Linked DNA regions of Homo sapiens: region 1 is linked to region 2. A link is a loop called in an ENCODE intact Hi-C map of the cell type or tissue named here. Cell type or tissue: GM12878. All regions are shown on one strand. Each heading gives the region's core, and the rest is flanking DNA. Links, peaks and the distances in the headings are about the cores only.

Region 1 (10,124 bases), core at 922-8,921, 330 kb before region 2:
CCAGCCTGGGCGACAGAGCAAGACGCCAACTCAAAAAAAAAAAAAAAAAATTGTTTCTAGAATATCTTGTTCCATAAGAGAAGAGACTACTGTGCTTACTACTTTATCTCCAAAGTTTGGCACAATGTCTGATTACAGTAATAGGTACTTCATAAATATTTGTGGGAAAAAAATGAAAGAAATTTTTTTTCAAAAAGACAAAATATTGGCCATACCACAGAGATACAGCAACAATAAACACCAAAGAAAGTCATTTCCATCCTTATTTTCCTTTAATTTCAGAGAATATATAGCTATCCAGAAGAAAAAGTCCCCAAATACACTTTAAGTGCCCAAGTTAAGCCCATTTCTCTACTGGAAGGTAAGGACTTGGCAGCATTCACCTCAAGATTTCCCACTCATAGAATACCATCTTTGACACAGAATCCCAGCTAAGCTCTATGTTTCTCCACCTCTACTTTCTGTGCCTCCTCTCCTCCTATAACGTTAATCCACCTTCCCAGCACGTTTGGGACCCAAGTGCAAGGCTATTTTGGCACTTCTTTAAAAGACAGATTGCCCTTGACTTGGTAAATGTCAATAGTTCTGAAAACAGCCATTAAAACTGGGTAGGAAAACCTTCCCAGTGTGAAGATTCACAGGTGATAGCCTGTAATGGATGATCTGAAGCCAGGACTGGCTATCATTTCAGTGGAAATGCTTACCTGGGGCCTGTGCTGAGGCAATCCTGGAAGGGGAGTGTGTGTGCTTGTGTGATTGTGGGCAGGGAGAGTGGGCGGGGGCGGGGGGTTTCTGATGGGCAGGTTTTTCTAGTTAATCCTTGCGGACAATTTAGTGAGGTGCAAACTAAACCAGTAGTTGGTCATTTTCAAATTTTCCAACACACTGTTACAGATTAATGGGCTGAAAAATACCCATTTGAAATGTGTGACTTATATACAGAAAATGCTCGCTTAATATCTGACACTGGGATTTCTTCACATACTGACAGCTAGGAAAGTTCAACGAACCACATATTACATTTTTTAAAAAATCACCTTGGCATTTATCACTCTGTGATCCTTTACACTTAAGGGCTTACCAAAGCAGGATTTTTTTTTCCCATTCAAAAATCTAGTAAATAGGGATCTGTCTCCAAAACAGCAAAGCAATCTTAATAATAGCTATTCAAACAAGGCTGCTGTAATTCTCTATTGCACCAAGAAAAATGCTCTGAAGTCAATAAATCATGTTTTCCTTTTAGAAAATTCTAGATAACTCACTAACGTTTTTGAATACGCTATTTGGAAGGTGGCTTCTGATTCAGGCTAATTAGACTGTCTTCTAATGAAATTTCAGACAAGATTTAACTCCACATTCCATACTGAGCAAACATTCGGGGTCAGAGCATTTGAATGCTGGTATTATAGTACAAAAATAAGGCCTATGAGATAAAGCAGCTGGCTTTGCAACAATTCAACAAGCTACACAAAACTGAAATTAAACAATGTATGACTTGAATTACTTTTGCCTTTTATTCCCTGCCTTGTGTAAGAAGGACCAATAAGCTAATCTGTTATCATGAACACACATGTTCACAAACACGTAAATACAAACATGAGCCATTCTTTTCTAAAATATTAGTTGGTGCAGTTTTTTTTTTTTTAATCTCATATTATCTTGTATCCAAGAGCCATTTCCTTATTGAGCCAGATAAGTCTAGCTTCACCAATCCCGGCTTCAAGGATGTGGAGGACGAGCAGAGAAACAAAACAGCTCTTCCTGGCTTTGCCTTTCGAGAGTTTAGATCCTGCAGGGAAAATAAAATGTCCCAGCGGAGACAATGGTTTTGGGAACACATATGATGACTCAGAGCAAGACTTTGCACCTCCCACGATAAATGATGATTCTCTAGGTAATGGAGGATATGGAAGGGAGAAGAAAGAGCTGAAACCTAAAGCGGGCCTGAGCCATTCAGACTGAGCTTCAGGGACAAGGAGAAAATACTCCCACATGGATAAGGAAATATTTTCTTCATGTTGTAACAATACATGTTTCTGTGTTTATGAAATCCAAAACCTAGACATAAACAAACGATTTCGGAAGATATGTGATATCGGAGGCAATGTTTTCTAGTCCTCAAACTAGATGGGCTTGTCTTTGGAGTTGCAGGGCCAGAAAACAAAGAAAAGAGAAAGGCAATGTAAGCCAGGGTCCTTGGGTTTCCCAGCACACACTGTAACTGGGAAAAGTTACAGGTGAAAGTACCCACCTGTAACTGATACACCTTGAGTTCTTGTTTCAGAAAAGTTCCGGGAAGAAGCCCACCTCCAGCAAAACAAAAAAAACGGGTTGGATCCTCAGATACTTCAGCTGGAGATGAGGTTTGGCAAACTCCCCTCATTTCCATACTAAAAACCCCACCAGAGGAGGAGCTTATTCTCCATTGTCCATACATGCGCCCTGTCTAGAAGCATGATCAGCAACTGCGTCTGCACTGCCTTCTCCACCTTTACGTACTAACTAACTTAACTCAGCTAACTAACTAGCCCAATGAAAGCCCTGTTTTCACCTTTGCTCAGGGAGGCACCACTTTGGGAACTATTCCTGGTGTCCTCGCTTGTTGCAAGTAATAAAGTCCCCTTGTTAAATCTTCCTTGGTTGTGGTCATTGGACTGTCACCCGGCAGGCAATCGAACCCACCTGCCTTGTGGATAATGGTAACTTAGACGCTGAGGGGGTCCCTGAGAATGTTTCTGCACTTCATCTCCAATAATAAGTCTCATTTGTCTTGACTAACAAAGTCTAAAGACAATATAAACTCACTGAATTTGGATACTTCTTAGTTGGACAGTTGAACTGATAGGGGAATGAAATAATGAATTGGTTATTTTCAGTATTTCTTACTGTTTCTTATATTTGGGAGACATATAGTACAATAGTTAAAAGTCTAGAATTCTAGGTTAGTCCTGAGTTTAAATTATTGCCCTTCTGCTAATTATATGATCTTAGGTAAGTCATTTGATTATTTAGATTCGGTTTTCCCATCGGTAAAATGATGACACTAGCTTTGTTATGAGGATCACATGAGAGAATATATTAAGTGCACAATGCGAAGCACATATGTGCTGAATAAATGACAGCTACCCGCTGTGGCTGTGGCAGTCATGATTCTCATCAAAATACTTTAGAATCAATAAAATTGCAAATTGTCAGCTTAGTCAAGTCAGAGCAGAAAATGTGGCTGAAAAAGCAGAAGCTGAGAAGCACAGATCACCAGTCTTTCATCGCAAAGTTAAATTCAGCCCTAAGTTTAATTTCTTGCAGACTTTCTGGTTGTGGGCAATGTGGCAAGAACAGAAAATGAATAACTCATGGTATCTGTCCTCAGGAGTTCACACGGATGTGGGAAGGTGAGACACCCACATACAGCATTGAAATAACTTTGTGCGGGTCTGTGCCAAAGGGAGAGCTATTTAAAAATATTAATAAATAAATGAACAAGGAACTGAGAAGAAGAAAGAATCAGTATAAGCTGGAGTGCTGGGAGAAGACAAGTATAGGCATGAGTGTGTTATGGATATTCCCAGTGTGGAGGAGGGGGACAACACTGAGCAAGACAGATTTCTGGGAATCTGGGAAAACCGGCCCGGGTGGTAGACTTGAGCTGAGAAATGGAGTGAAGATGTGTGTCCCACCCATATCCTCATGGTGCCTACCATTGCCATGCAAGCAGGCTGACTTTCAACTGCCAGCCTCTGTGATTTGGTGCCAGAGACTTTCCTGCAGCCATAAAGGCAGGGCAAAAATGCTAGATTAATGTTCCTCCCCAAGAAGCTCTCAACCAATGGTAGTTGATGGATAAATATTCCAGTTCTCTCTCACTGCTGTATCTCCCAAGATGTCCCCAACAGGATTAGGTTCTAGTGTGCTATAGATAAAACATCCCTAAATGGCTCCTTTCCCTGTTCTCTCACACTCCTCCACACCCCGATGGCTGTTACTTGGGATCATTTCCTAAATAAACACTTGTTTTTAAACCCTTGTATCAAGTCAAACCAAGACTTGGAAGATGATGGCATTCTGTTCCACGTGAATTTCTTGAGTACTTTCCACAGGCCCACACTAGGCTACCCACTGCAGATTCAGAGATGAATCAGATGTGTTTCCTGACCACACAGGATTTACAGTCTCGTTAGGAACGTGAAGGTGTTGGAAATGAGTTGTATTGAGGTCACCTAGATCATAAATTTCTTAGGTACAGTATGATGCTTGATTTCTCATTATGGCTCCCTCAGGAATGAGTACAATTCCCAGCAGATTGTACTTGCTCAACTATTTACTGAATAAATAAAAAGCATGATAATGACAGTACAATGCACTTTAAATGTTCTACAGATTTTCACAGAGCTAAGTGCTTTATAAAAATAAACACATTTATTCCCCCACTAAAACGTTTTAGATAGAAATCACTATGCCCATTGTAAAATTAAAAAGCTGAGGTTCAGAGAAGTTGTGTCACTAGCTAGGAGGTCACCAAGCTGAGATCTGACACAATGCTCTTAGATTCTAAATTTAGCAACCCCAATAGCTTTATCATCCTGGCCTTCTCTGCCCTGTAGCCAGGTAAGCAGGTTGTAATTAGGGAGAAATTCAGGAAAAGAAGCTTCTAGAAGCTCAGGCTGTGGTGCAACAAAAATGTGACTATTAAGCTCTTTAAACATCTCCTGGATGCTAACAGTTGGGATATCTGCCTCCTTAGTTGTAAGCCTAACTTTCCTAAGAAAGTAGCAGCTGTATCCAGTAAAGGAGGCGCTCATTTCTTTTTTTTTATTATAATACTTTAAGTTCTAGGGTACATGTACACAACATGCAGGTTTGTTGCATAGGTATACATGTGCCATGTTGGTTTGCTGCACCCATCAGCTCGTCATTTCCATTAGGTATTTCTCCTAAAGCTATCCCTCCCTCAGACCACCCCACCGCCCTGCCACAGGCTCCAGTGTGTGATGTTCCCTACCCTGTGTCCAAGTGTTCTCATTGTTCAATTCCCACCTGTGAGTGAGAACAAGGAGGCGCTCATCTCTTTACTGCCATTTGTGGATGACCAAAGGGAGTCCCAGAGGGTTTATGTGTTATGCCCACTATCACGATTGTTCCTTTCATGCCAGTCCTCTAACAAGCTGAGGCAATTCCTTCAGATGAGAATGGCCCATTGCAGCTCCTGGGCCCTAGGACTGAAGCAAAGGTGGGAGAATTCAGCCTACGCATCATATGGAACAGTGCTTCAAAAACTATCTAGAGTTAAAGACCAGTTCACAATTTTATAGAAAAACAGTCTATGTTTTTTAAATAAATTTTATTGTGTATGTTTAAAGTATACAACATGATGTTATATATGTAGTAAAATGATTATAGTGGAACAAATTAACATATCCATTATTTCATACAGATACCCATTTTTACCCCGGGGCAATAGCCCCTTTAATCTTCTCATTTAGCAGAAATCGTGACTACAATACACCATTATCGACTATAGTCCTCATGTTTTACATTAGCTCTTTCTACTTCTTCATCCTATACATCTGCTACTTTGTATTCTTTGACTTACATCTTTCTGTTTCTTCCCCTCCCCCACATTCTGGTAACTATTGTTTTATTCTCTATGTGTGGTTTGACTTTTTTTTTTTTATTTATTTTTTACATTCCACTAAATGAGATCCTGCAATATTTTTCTGTGTCTGGCTTATTTCACAAATTTTTAAATGTCCAATTTATAGCAGACCAATACTTCTGCCAACACACAAAAATACTAATTACTAGATGTCACAGCAAGGGCAAATTGCTCTAAAAATGCCTAAACGCTCTCGATTTCTACACTTATCTTGACATGGGCCACTGGGACAACAGTTTGTGGTTTGGCCCTGGGCCTCTGACCACTGACACTTTGAGCAGCACAATACAGGGAACAGGAAAGAGAGAGAATATACATGAGACAGCATACAATTCTCAGTTCTGCAAGAAGCAGTCTGGTGGCCCTCCCCTGTCCTTCAGAAACAATGCACCTCTCAGAATTGCTTCCCTGTGCCACCTCTGACTCCCCCCACACACTAAGTTGGGTCTCAATGCCCTCAAACTGTCTCTTGCACACCCAGAATCCTTCCTTCAAGTTCCTCGCACCTAGATCTCCCCTTATCACCTTCAACAAGATTTATCCTGTAACCCATCTCAGCTAGTATTTATTCTCTGCTAGAATAGAACACGTCTATCTTAGAGGTAAACGTAATAATCTGCATCCTATAAAACATTAGTTTTCAAAGTAGAGTGCTTACAGCCTGTGGGGTATGCAGAATGACCCCCTGTGTAATATGGCAAGCAAATATAACTCTGTTTATATATATCCTTTCTCTACCCTTTTAAAATTTCCGTTTTTGAGGTATCATTTATAACACACTTACTATATCAGGATAGTACATAAACAAACAGATATATGACAGGGTGCCAGCTTTTTTTTTTTTTTTTTTTTCTGACAGTACTCAAGGAAAAATGTTGTGGTTTTTTTTTTTTTCAGCTTTAATGTATCTAAGACTAATTGGACTACCTTGTTTAAAATGCAAACTCCACTGGGCATGGTGGCTCACACTTGTAATCCCAGCAGTTTGGGAAGCCAAGGCCGGTGGATCACTTGAGGTCAGGAGTTCGAGACCAGCCTGGCAAATATGGTGAAAACCTGTCTCTGCTAAAAATACAAAAATTAGGCGGGCATGGTAGCGTACACCTGTAATCCCAGCTACTCGAGAGGGTGAGGCAGGAGAATCATTTGAGCCTAGGAGGCAGAGGTTGCAGTGAACCAAGATTGAGCCACTGCACTCCAGCCTGGGTGACAGAGTAAAACTGCCTCAAAAAAATAAAGCAGCAGCAGCAGCTCTAAGGATCCTATAGATTCCGGTTTGTTGGTCTGCAGTGGGGACCTGGATTATGTATTTGTAATAATCACCTCTCCCCACCCAAATGATTTTGTTGCAATTGTCCCAGGACCATCCTCTGCACATAAAAAGGCAAACCATTTTGTTGGAAGAGATTCATATAATCTTTGTGAGATTTTATGTGGTGATAATTCATGAGTGAGAACAGGGTGCTGATATTCCTTTAAACAGTGACATTTTTAAAGTAATTAATTCCTACACTTGAAAACAAGGTCACTGTCTCCAAAACTCAATGCTCATTAAGATTCTAAAAGTAGAAATTAAGGGAGAGAAAGTCATTTATTCTGGAAAATGCAGACATCAAAGGGAACATGCTGTTCTTTTTGGATGAGTCCAAATGAATGTCAGGTTGACCTGCAGAGAAACTGTTAAAATGTGATAGAAGAACTTGAGTCTGGGCGCCTGTAATCCCAGCACTTTGGGAGGCTGAGGCAGGCAGATCACAAGGTCAGGAGATCAAGACCATCCTGGCCAACATGGTGAAACCCCTTCTGTACTAAAAATATTTTTAAAAATTAGCTGGGTGTGGTGGTACGTGCCTGTAATTCCAGCTACTTGGGAGGTTGAGGCAGGAGAATCACTTGAACCTGGGAGGCAGAGATTGCAGTGAGCCGAGATCACACTACTGTACTCCAGCCTGGTGACAGAGTGAGACTCCGTCTCAAAAAAAAAAAAAAAAGAAAAACAATTTGAAGCATATTTTGAAACATTTCGAGTTTGTATTTTGAAACTAGGGCATCTTGGGCATTTCCAGGTTGGCAAAGGGATTTATTTCCCAGAAGAGACCATGTATTTGAAAACCCTGGTTTTGGTAATGGAAGCTAGAGGAAATTGAGCTAATAGGCTTGGTATGATTTTCTGAGAGTATGGCAGCAGGTAAGAGTTCAGGCTGTGGTTAGTGAAAGGGAGGTCTAACAAGAGGTGACAGATAGGGTGGTCAGGGAAAAATGTTCCTATAACAGACAGCAGGGATACAATCATTAAGCCAAGGTTTGGAGACATGAATGGACTCCATTGGATTGATGGGGACAAGGCAACTTCTCCATACTGAGTTCATGGGATGCACTGCAGACTATCAAGGCAGAGACCCTGGAACAGCAAAGAAATATTATAAATGGAAACCAGGTCACAAACATGGCAGAATCTAAGTAGCTTGATTTGGGAAATTCAATCAGACAAGACAAAAAGGAAGTTAACTTGGTGCAGTTGAACTAAGATCCCATGAAAAGTCCTTTAGGAAAAGGTGTATTCTATATCCCACAATGGCCTAGGTCTTACCTGTGGGAGGTAATGTCATTGTCTCATCATCAAATATGTGCCTGGTACAGTGCTATGTGCTACACTCTAGTAAAATCTCAGAAAAGTCCCTGTCTCTGCCCATTTGGGACAGTCACTGTAATGGAGAGAGAGACTTCATTAAATAATCACACAAATAGATGTAAAAGGTCAAATATGTATGTCCTACAAAGTACTTCTCTAGAAGAGTGGATAAAAGTGTGTGTATGTGAGAAGGTGGGTTGTATTAGTGAGGGTTCTCCAGAGATCTATTATAAGCAATTGGTTCATCCAACTAAGGAGGCTGAGAAGTTCTCAGTTCTGCCGTCCTCAAGCTGGAGATCCAGGAGAGTCAATACGTAGTAGCGCCCGTCTGAGTCCCAAAGTCTGAGAACAAGGAGAGCCAATGATATAAGTTCCCGTCTGAAAGCTGGCAGGCTCAAGACCCAAGAAAAGCCAGTGTTTTAGTCAAAGTCCTAAGACCAGATGAAACCAAACGTCCCAGCTCAAACAGGAGGAGTTCCTTCTCACTTGTCGTGTTCTATTCACATCTTCAGTTGACTGGATTAGACCCACCCATATTAGGGAATGCCAGATCTGCTTTACTCAGTTTATTGATTCAAATGTTAATCTCATCCGGAAACACCCTCACAGACACACCCAAAATAATGTTTGACCAAATGCCGGGGCACCCCAAGGCCCGTCAAGTTGACGCATAAAATTAACCAGGGTACTAAACAGGCAACTGATGGCTAAGTTACAATCTGAAGGGTGAATAGGAGTAAACTAGGTGAAGATGGGAGGGAGGGAGGAAAGGGCATTCTAGGCAGAAGGAACAGCATTTACAAAGCATCTGTGGTAGAAAGACAGTTTGTATGGGTAAACATGGAGGGCAACAAGATGCCCAGTGAACCATGTGGCTGGAGAGACTGGTCCGTTAAATGTATTCTAAGAAAAATGGAAAGCCTTGGAAATGTTTTAAACAAAGAAAATGACATGAGAGAATTTGAGATTTGAAAGTGTCCCTCCGGATCTAGTTGCCGAGAACAGCAGCTTAGAGAGAGGCACAGATGGATGAGAGTAATCAGATGGCTGTTAGAGTAGTCTTGATGAGGGATGATGGTGGCTTGCACTAAGGAGGTGGCAGCAAACAAAGCTGTAAGATGGAATTGAAGGATAAACAGACCTTGCCACAAGAAAGGAGGGTATCAGAGCAGAAAACCAAAAACATGATTCAGTGTTGTCTCTATAGCCATTATTTTATCTAAAACATATCCTTATCAATACAGTCTGGACACACATATGATACATTAATTAATGAATGGATATATAGACATTGCTATGGAGCAGATCCTATTCCTAGCAGAAGTGAAGTGCCACTGCCTGCATTATCCAAATATTTTAGGGTGATCTAAAAAATGCTTTGTCAGGAAAAAAAAAAAAACTTCTAACTTTTTGCTGAGTTAAAATTTTTAAGAAAAGTTTCTCAGATGCCTGAGGATTCTGGATTGCACTAAAGGAATTCTTTCAAGTAATTACTCTCAGTGTCCTATAGCAGACAAGGTAAAGAGCCAAGAAGTGGAAAGACAACAATTAACCATGGCTCTCACATTAAAAAGGGAAGAGATGGTATATAACAGAAGGTTGTCATGATAGAAATCTACACAGGCTCAGTGTGGGTCATTTCCATCTGACCTGAATTTCCCATAGAGATTGTCTCTTTCATTAAAGTCAATGGCAGCTCATCCTCACTCTGCCCTAGTGATTTCCCCCAGCCGATTGTCCTACTAGGCATCCTGGTTGCACTTGCATCTCTAAAGCACTGATGTCAGTCAGGTTGGACATCTCAGGCCCCTGAAGCATAAGCCCATGAAGCAAACTCCC
Region 2 (10,124 bases), core at 1,233-9,232:
ATCTAATCTCATCCTGCAACACCCTCCCAGACACACCAGAATGATGTTTCATCTGGGCGCTCCCTGGCCCAGTCAACTTGATGTATGAAATCAACCATCACACCAATCCATGCCCCTCTGCACACCCTAACCTCAAGCAAGCCGGCTCCTTCACAGGCCCATGCATCCTCACAGGTTCTGTTTGAATGACATTCTCCCTTGAAAGGCTCCTTCATCCTCCTCCTGGGCTCAACTCAGCATTCAGCAGCCTGTGTTCCTGTAAAACTTCGTGTCTCTACTAATGTTTGTCAAGGTATATCATAATTCATTATTTTATATCTGTTTGCTCCTACCAGGCTCCAGGTTCCTTAGGGGCTAATAGGGTTGGGCTGTGCATCCCCACCCAAATCTCATCTCAAATTATAATCCCATTTCAGGGGAGGGGCCTGGTGGGAGATGACTGAATCACAGGGGCAGGTTTCCCTGCTGCTGTTCTCATGATAGTGAAAGAGTTCTCACAAGATCTGATATAGTTTAAAATTGTGGCACTTCTCCCTTCACTGTCTCTCTGCTGCCACCATGTAAGACATGCCTTGCTTCCCCTTTGCCTTCTTATTGTAAGTTTCCTGAGGCCTCCCCAGCCATGGAAAACTGTGAGTCTTTTATTTATAAATTACCCAGTCTTAGGGAGTTCTTTACAGCGCATGAAAATGGACTAATACAGGGGCACAGAGACTATAAGCACTCAGCACCGAGCAGGTACTCAATAAATGTTTAATTGAATTGAACAAAAGGAGAGTCATAGCAGAGGGACAAATTAAATCAGAATGACAGTATTCTAAACAATAAGATAGACCATTTATAAGCAGAAAGATGTTCATTAAGAAGTGTTTATAAAATATGATCTTAAATAAATGTACACATATATGCAGTAAAAGATAATAAGCAACCACATTTTAACAGTGAACTGACTTTTGGTTTATCTATATTTTCTAATTTTCCTGGCCATTAAAGCATATTAACTATATAATATAAAAGTTAAGTGGATCTTTAAGAACAATGTAAGCTCTATTATTGAAAAGCGAGGGTCAGGCCAGTGACAACTAGCAGATCTGCAGGTTAGACAAGGAGGCCAATGAGCAATCAAATACTCAGGGCCCACAGAGGAGATGACTTTGAAATGGAGGCAGCTTCTGTCTTGGATACAAACCTTCATTTCCATCCTATGATGAATCCATCCTATGAGAGCAGAAGCCAGTGACTGGTTCTCAGAGTGAGACCATCTGGGACTATGTGGGAGCTAGTCTATTAGGTTAGGGACATGGTAAGAGCCAGGCTGAAGGGGACTGGGGAGACAGGAGATGAGGGTGTGGATCCTCACTGCTTCCTGGCTCTTGGTTTCCTGGTCTTGTTCCCACCTTTCTCATAAGCAGCCCCACCTTACAAACTGAGTTCTTGATTGTGTGCAGAGCATCAAATAAACAAAGGGTGGGAGCTGAAATAATCCAATCCCCAATGATCCACTTCTCTATCTCTTAAAACACTGGAATATCAAATGAGAAAGGCCTTTAGTGATCATCTTCTTCAAATGTCTGGTTTTACAGATAGGAAATATCAAACATCAAAGAAGAGAAACATTTTTAACCCAAAGTGGTTATTTGCTTTCAATTAACATGCCAAGTTGGTTAGATAGGGGGTAGCTGCTGGAAGTGCTATTAGAAAATATCTCTGACTCCACAATCAGGCCCAACTGTGAAGAGAGTTGAGTTGATTAGTAATGTCTGCCCAGGGCAATGGACAGGGCATAGGTGGCCCACAAGCAGTCCTCTCCTTAAGCCCTCAGCAGCAGCAGCAGGAAAATCTAGTACTTGTAATAGAAGCCACACATGGAAGGAAATGGCACCATACACAAATTTTCTAACTTAATAGAAAGCTGATGCTTTGAAAGATGACATGATATGCTCAAAGTAATTTAAATGGCAAGCAATAGAATACGGATTCCAATTCAAGTCAGCCTGCTCCTAAAACCCAAGCTCTTGACCATTATGCTATAGGATCCTCCTTGGCAACTGTCCCTTTTACATTAGCCCTTGATGCACCTTGCTCAGCTCTCACAGCTCTTCTAAAATAGCCTTAAGACTCATCTACTTCTGATTTCACTAGCCAGTGCTGTTTGCTTCACACACAAGGACCAGATGTCCCAAATCAATCTTCTTTCAGGTCGAAAGTTTGCCATTTTCTGAACCTTTACCACAGAACCTCTTTTACATGTCATTTGGTTCCAGCCCTTCCTCCTAACCTGCTTGATTTATTCACATGGGGAAGAATGACTCACAAGTTGCACGCAGACAAACCCAGCTGTGTACCAGAGATAATTATTTCAGAGTAATTAAAATGAGCTATGGGCTGCCAAACTGAACACCAGAACGTGATTCTGCACTTTCTCTCTTATCTGCCTAGTCCGTTTTCTTCTGTCAAAGGGACTGCTTGCTAGGATGGGGGCTCCCCAGCCCTAATACATTAATCATCACACTTCAACTGGCTTATTAAGGGATCGTCTCTACACAGAAGACTTCCTACAGCTCGACAAAACTGTAGTCTGAAATCAGAGGGCTCCAAGGTGACCACTTACGCCACTTGCTGTTGGTGAGCTCCCCCATCATCTGTCCCAATCTGACACCAGAGTGTCACAGGACAGTAGGAACGGTGGGAGAAAAGGAAAAAAGCAGCTGGGACAAAAGGGAGGAGCTGGATCTCAATGCAGCTGCCCCTCCACCCTAAACCATTGCACTGACGTTCTATAGCATGGGTTTTAGCTCCTCCATATAATGACCTTGAGTTCCACTCTGTCTTTAGGTCCCCTCAAGCAGAGCTGAGATGGAGATGTTTGTGCAAGTGATTTACTGAGGAACTGCTCTCAGGGAAACCTACAGGGGTGTGAGAAAGATGGGTTAGGGCAGAGGAGCATCAAGGCAAACCATACCTCCAGAAAGCTCTCAGCCTGGTGCCATGAGGGCTCAGAAACGTATATAGTTTGTATCGCAGAGTTGGAACCACCAAATAGCAAGGGAAGCGAGTTACTGTACTCTTCCAGGGTCAAGAAGCAGCAAGGATTCACTCTCCTTTCCTGTCTCTCCAGTCCCCTCCAGCCTAACTCTCTTACCATGCCCCTAGCCTAACAGACTAGCCACCACATAGTCCCAGTTCTTCCCATTCTGAGAACCAGTCACTGCTATACTCTTCAGTCATTACCAAGGGCCACCTCTGTGTCTGCGGGGCAGAAGGTGGACTATCTCCTGGCCTGGCACTCCCATGAGCCAAGAACCACCCTTGGAAAAGAAAGGTAGGAGTGAATCGTTAGCAGGCAACACCCACAGCAGCTGGGAGAGGGGAACGCCAATAAGGTAACAAGGAACTGAGTGGGACACTAACAGTGCCTGCTAAACTCTCTTAAATTGTTTTACTTCATTTAGACTAAGAACACTGAACTTGCAAAGGATCTCAAGTCAGGAGTCCTGAACCTGGGGTCTATGGCCCCCAAAATATCCATGCTTGACCTCGGGGATTATGGGATCCCACTAATTAGAGGATTATGGTTTGCAAAATGTGCATAAACATCATTGACACGGGACAAGGGACACAGGTCTCATTTGATTGTCTGTAAAGTAGATGACCCTCTTGGATTCAGAAATTTTCCTCTGAATTTCTTCACAGCAAGGGCAGCTATAACCAGCCTCCTCCATGCAGCTTTCCCTGATTCTTCCTAGTAAAAGTGAATTGCTCCTTTTTTTTTTTTTTTACCTGGAGTGTACCTCAGAGGCATATCTGGGGGCATGGGCAGTAGACACTACCTTACATATTCCAAAAGTAGCAACTTTTTAAATTTGAAGATGGTGATGACAATGATTAAAGCTAAAGTTTATTAAGTACTTGCCATTGTCCAGTTGTCATTCCAAATGTTTGCATGTACCATCTCATTTAATTTTCAAGCAGGAATGGTTATCCTTGGAAGAAGGAATGGTTATCTCATTCTCTCATATAAGAAAACTGAGACATTATGTAACTTGCCCAACTTCCAAAAGCTCGGAAGCAGTAGAATCAGAATCCGAGCTCACGCAGCCTGACTCCAGAGCTGCAAGGATGTTAGAGGAAGCCATGTAAAAATCAGCAGCTGAAGCATCAGGGCTCAGACTCAGAGCAGGGAAGAAGACACACAGAGGACTGGGGGCCTTTTAATGCTCCTGTTTCCCCACGACCGATGGCACAGGCTGTGCCCTTGGGACACAAGTACTCAAACTGCTTATAAGCGAATAAATTAAACAGTTTAATGAGATAAATTGAGTAGACAAGTACCTAGCTCAGTTCCTAGCACCTGGTAGGAGCTCAGTAAATGGTTAGCTTACCTTCTATTTAAAGAAAGAAAGCTACTTTTATCCCTTTTCCCCCAGATACTTCACAGTGTCTCAAAAAACTATGTTAGGTACAAAACTACTGAATTGAATTAAATGGGTGTCAGAAAGAGGAGGATTGCAAAATTCAAATCAGATAGTAGGAGAGTATTGAGGAAGGAAAGAAGAAACGAGAGAAAAAAGGAAAGAAGGGAAAGGAGAAGCCAAACTTCTATTGCGAGAGATATACCCAGCACGTCCAAGTCAGCGAGATGCCGCTGACACACATCTGCAATTTGATTTGAAAGAGCCCAGTGTAACTTGCATCTGTAATTGGATTTTCCTGTGCATGCCCAGAGCGGAAAGGGAAAATGCTCACCTGAATTGGAAAGACACTGAATGAGAATGCATATTCATCTTGCCCCTCTCCAAGCCAGTACTCCCACTCCCTGTTTTTTCCAGACACTTCTCCATAGCATTTTATCACGCGCTCCTTTAATCAGTCAACACCACAGCGCCACCTACCGTCCCTGGATGCACACGGGTGAGGTAGGCCTCGGCTTGGACCTGAGGGAGATTGTAACGTGCTAGACTAGGGCCCATTCATCAGTCCTGTGACAAGCCTGGCTACAACGAAATTGCCACTCAGCATTTCCAGTGGCAGACTCGCTCCCCTCCCCTTCTCGATGCCAGGCTCTTTCTCTCCACCGAAGCATTTTCTCACCGAGTAAATGGGTAATTCAAAGAAAAGGAAAGTCTCCCAGGAAATTCGACATGGTGCTGGACTGGTCACGGATTTTCTCGTGCTATGACTAGGAGGATTTGTGGCTACAAGGAAAAAATGCTCAATAGAGCTAATCACTCCGGCAAGTGGGAAGCGACCCGGTAGGCTGACATGCACGTCTGACTGGCAACTATTGAAAGATTTCATTTGGTTTCAAGCTCTAAAACTATACCAACAATTACAAAATGAGTTTTCTGAATGCATGGTGCTTGCTTGAGCAGGCTAAGTAAACTGCTCTTCAGTTACCCCAGCTGGGTTCAGTGTCTTCTCAGGGAGCTGCCCACAGGCACCTGCAAAACATGTCAACCACCACGACTGACAGTACCACCGGCCAGTCATACAAATGGCGTTGTGTCTGAGATCTCCCCGCTTCTCAGCCCAAGTCCACCTTGTCCATTCTGCTGTGCAATGCTGAAACTGTTTCCCAAGCACCCTCATTAATTGACTTCCAGTTAGATTCTGTAGTGGGAGATACTGGAGGAAATAGGAAGGAGGGAAAGTGACTTTCTTGTGTTTTCAGCTCATCCTGGCCTTGCTGCAACCCATCAGATAGCTCCTGCATCTTTCAGTATTCAGGGCATTTGCCCCTCAATGTCCTACCCTGGGGCCCCTGAGCCAGCTAAGTACCAAACATACGGCAAGCTCCCAGAGACTGGCCACCAGCCCTGCGTACGGCAGCAAGCTTCTCTGCCCCACTCAGCACCTGGATTTCTGTAACATCATGTTGTCCCGAGGGTGGTGACTGCTCCCTCAGTGATTCCTGTGCCGCTTCAATGTCTGCTTTTTATCTTTTCCGTCTTCCCACACCATGTAACCAACTCCCTTGATTGTTTCCCCTCAGCTGGAGATTTCTGGACTGGTTTTGATTTCTTGACTTTATACAGCAGATACTGTGCACAGACAGTCAAGGGTATAAACAGTGAAATGTTTTTGAGAGATCAAGAACTGGTTTATGAGTCCTATATGCTTTTTTTTCAGGATGCCTGTTAAGAGCAGGCAGATAGAGGCCAGGCACAGTGGCTCACCCCTGTAATCCCGGCACTTTGGGAGGCCAAGGTGGGCAGATCACCTGAGGTCAGGAGTTCAAGACCAGCCTGACCAACATGGAGAAACCCCATCTCTATTAAAAATACAAAATTAGCCAGGCATGGTGGCACATGCCTGTAATCCCAGCTACTTGGGAGGCTGAGGCAGCAGAATCACTTTAACCTGGGAGGTGGAGGTTGCAGTGAGCCAAGATCACGCCACTGCAGTCCAGCCTGGGCAACAAGAGCAAAATCTCTGTCTCAAAACAAAGAGGAGGCAGCTGGGAGCCAGACAGATGGGTGGGGAGGTGTCTTTAAACCCTGACTACGCCACTTACTATTTGTAGAACCTTAGACAAGTTACATGATCAAATGGCCTCAGTTTTTCTCATCTGTAAGATGGGGATAGTCATGACACCCAATGCAATGAGTGTAAGGAAAATTCCAGGTTCTGGGTTTATTCAGAAAACTACTACCCTGAACAGTCTGCGAATCCTTGAGCTGATAACAGAGATTAAATTCCAATCGAGAGAAGTCTCATGCAGGAGAGCTGCAATGGGCAAGGCAGGGACCTGACTGACAATAATAGCTACATTTTGTCTCTGCCTAGTATATGCTAAATGCTTTATATGCACTGACTCTCTTAACTGGGACAACCAACATGTAAGATGGATAGTATTGTCTCCAATAAACAGATAAGGAAACCAGAGCTCGAAATGGATAAAACACACACACACCTCAAATCACACCAGTAAGGAGTTGGCTAATCCCCAGCCCCAGTCTGGCTAAGTAGTTCCAGAGCCCATGCTCTTAACCATGAAGCTGCCTAGTAGAAGAATTGATAAGGTCACAAGCTAAGAAAGTAAGGAGAATGGAGCAAGGACAGATACGTGGAAGCCATGCACGAAACAAAAATAGCAAACAGGGAACGTACTTAGTACATTTCTTTTTTGTACACCTCAGGACAGAGGTTCCTGCATGAAGGCATCATGTAAGACCAGGTTGCAGGGATGTCCTGGCAAATATCGAATCACTTAACTATTATAGGCTCAAAGGCTTTGAACCCCTAGGGTCCTCTCAGAATTTTGAGCTTTGAAGAATTCCAATATTAAGGAAGCCCACTGAGAAAATTGGCTCCCATGAGACTCTCCCCACCAGGCACTCAGTAGCCAGTTCCACACAGACCACCAATAACTGATTCCAGCAGTGAAAGCAGGTGCTGGGTCTTATGCATAGAGAACATAGCAGTGTGGTGCCATATGTATGTGAAAGTAGGTTGTAATAAGTCCACACAAATCACTGGGTTCAGTGCATGCGTGCTAGAAATAAGCTTTTCATCTACAAGAAAATCATTGATCATTGCTAATAAAATAAGTAAGCACTTCCTGTATCATAATCAACTCTGCCAAGGCTCAGCCCAGTGGGGCCCATCAGAAGCTTTGTAATAAGAATGAAAAGTTACAGAAGCCTTAAACAATAGAGCAGCTGAGAAAAGGCCCCACTGGACTTGGGCGGTGCCAGAAATCCTGGCACAGTGAAATAGGGAACTGGAGGGAGGGTTCATGAGATAGTCAAAAACATCTTGGTTGCCTGCCTGCATTTGCTGGAAGGGACTGTTTTACAAAATGCTCACCGCAAAAATCACTGTCAAAGAAAACTCCCACTCCTACCCACCCACCCACTTAGTGGAAAGAACTTCTAGGCACTGGTGGTGAACAAAGCCACAAGAAAGATCACAAAGGTGGAAGATGATCCCCCAACCCAGAACACCAGAAAGGATTTTTATGTGATAGCAGTCAACATTCCTAACCCTAACCAATACACCACATGTCCCAGGCAGAGCAAGTCCCAACTTTAGTTCTTCTCTGCAGAAAGTAGCAACAGGGACACAAAGCAAACAGCAGGGTGGGTCTGGGGACTTCCTTCTGGAGCTTCCTCTGGGTTATGTTGGGTCATCAGGGGTGACCACAGCTTGGCAATAGCACAAGTGAGAGCTTCTGAGTGAGAGAGAGCCGGACGCTTTCAATTAAATAACTTGCCACTTTCAAAGCACGCTGAGGAGGAACACATCTCACCTGACCCCGTCAGTCACTCCCTTTTATTAATAACAGAGGGTTTGTGTTTTGACTCTTCTCCCTGGAGGATCAGAATGAACACTGACAAGATTTGGTAGCATTTCAAGGTTGGCAACCTCTCAATAGCAGCTTACAAATATTAAAAAAGAAAAAAATACTCTCATTGACCAGCAGCAAGAATGTAGGAATACGAAAGAAACTATTATTCCCATGACATTTAATCAGTCTGCCCAAGCACCAGAACAAACTATCCCCTATCACTACTTATTGGTGATGGTACCCAGGGGGGATGGTGGTATAAAATACTGAGGTTTTTTTTTTGCAGTTTGAGTAAGAAGTATTTATTTTTGTCACTACCTTACTGTAAGTCTATTGTATTTTTTTTTTATTTTTTCTTGAGACAGGATCTTGCTTTGCCACCCAGGCTGAAGTGCAGTGGTACAATCATAGCTCACTGCAGCCTCAACCTCCTGGGTTCAAACGATCCCCCTGCCTCAGCCTCCCTAGTAGCTAGGAGTATAGATGCACACCGCCACACCTGCTCTTTTCATTTTTTTTGGTCGTGGTGATGGGGAGTGGTGGAGGTGGGCATTGAGACACGGTCTTCCTTGTTGCCCAGGCTGGTCTGAAACTCTTGGCCTCAAGCGATCCTCCCGCCTTGGCCTTCCAAAGTGTTGGGATTATAGGCATGCGATACCATACCCATTGTAAGCCTATTTTAAAGATGATGCTGGCTGCTGGAATAAATGAGCTTGAAAGTATCTGTAGCTTGACTTGAACTGACATTCATATCTTGCTCACAGAACAGTCTATGGAGGGCATTCCTGATCTGTGGTCTGCTTTCATCCACCTGGTAAGTTAAGAAAACAGGCTACTTCCAACTGTCGCTCTGCCATCCCTGAAGGTCTTGGAGTTGGCTTCCAGCTGGCAAAGAAGAATAAATGCGTGTACAACGTACACACACTGCTTACAGTTCTGGGCCCAGAAATGACACCTCACTTCCACTCACACTTCAGAAGTAAGATCCAGTCTTTGGATCACATCTAGACAGAACAGATAGAACAAGGAAATGAGGTCTCTAAATGAGTAATTCTTAGCAAGAATTCTGTATCACGGAAGGACAGACACAAATATCAGGTGATGACTACCTGCCTCTGCCATACTCAGTGGACCTGGATTTCCATGTCTACGAACATAGAATAAATTTACTTTTAAGTGAAATGTAAGAAATGAGTCAATTTAAAGAAAAATATACATGTATAAATACTAGTACAGATGGTGTGTGATTGACCCCAATTTTCAGAGTGAAAGAAATTTAGAAAACTCAAAACTGTTACACACAGGAATCCCCTTCTCGCTGTTAATAGAGGTGGCATATTTTCCCTTCAAATCTTCTACCCCCATCAGAAGACCTTTGTTTTAAATAGTTGATAGCAGCAGTTCAGGTAAGTTTTTGGAAGAACAGTTAGCCACTAGAGCTTATCAGCAACAGGTAAGGTGAGTCTCTCTCTAAAGTAGAATTTCCTTAGCTATTCAGGCTGATGAAAATCTTCAACCATATCAAGTCCAGACCCAGGGCACTCATAAAGTTTTCATTTGTTTGTTTTGGTTTGTTTTTTGTTGTTGTTTTGGAGATGGAGTCTCACTCTGTTGCCCAGGCTGGAGTGCAGTGGCACGATCTTGGCTCACTGCAACCTCCGCTTCCCAGGTTCAAGTCATTCTCCTGCCTCAGCCTCCCGAGTAGCTAGGATTACAGGTGTGCACCACCAAGCCCAGCTAATTTTTAGTAGAAACAGAGTTTCACCATGTTGGCCAAGCTGGTCTCGAACTCCTGAGCTCATCATCTGCCCACCTCAGCCTCCCCAGGTGCTGG

What was found. Peaks named below come from ENCODE experiments on the same cell type or tissue, not always from the same donor. Only the 100,000 strongest peaks of a DNase experiment are listed, where the experiment ranks them.
Region 1: a loop joins it to region 2, with 3 times the contacts of the local background. A loop is called at or near these places in 2 of 110 quality-filtered maps.

Annotation. Positions count from the first base shown.
Region 1 is chr3:5,750,627-5,760,750 of GRCh38, reverse strand. It overlaps LOC105376940 (a long non-coding RNA gene), which reads right to left. Exons shown (of 3, transcript XR_940572.3): 3 at 4,799-5,216. Among named protein-coding and RNA genes, the nearest start is that of MIR4790, 510 kb to the right of the region's middle. In GM12878, for the core only: no CTCF peak of the experiment used is centred there; DNase peaks (open chromatin) are centred at 3,300 and 5,920.
Region 2 is chr3:5,421,302-5,431,425 of GRCh38, reverse strand. No RefSeq gene overlaps it. Among named protein-coding and RNA genes, the nearest start is that of MIR4790, 180 kb to the right of the region's middle. RefSeq lists enhancers at 2,080-2,159, 2,210-2,389. In GM12878, for the core only: a CTCF peak has its summit at 4,888 (motif pointing left); DNase peaks (open chromatin) are centred at 2,225 and 4,841; H3K27ac peaks cover 1,596 bases.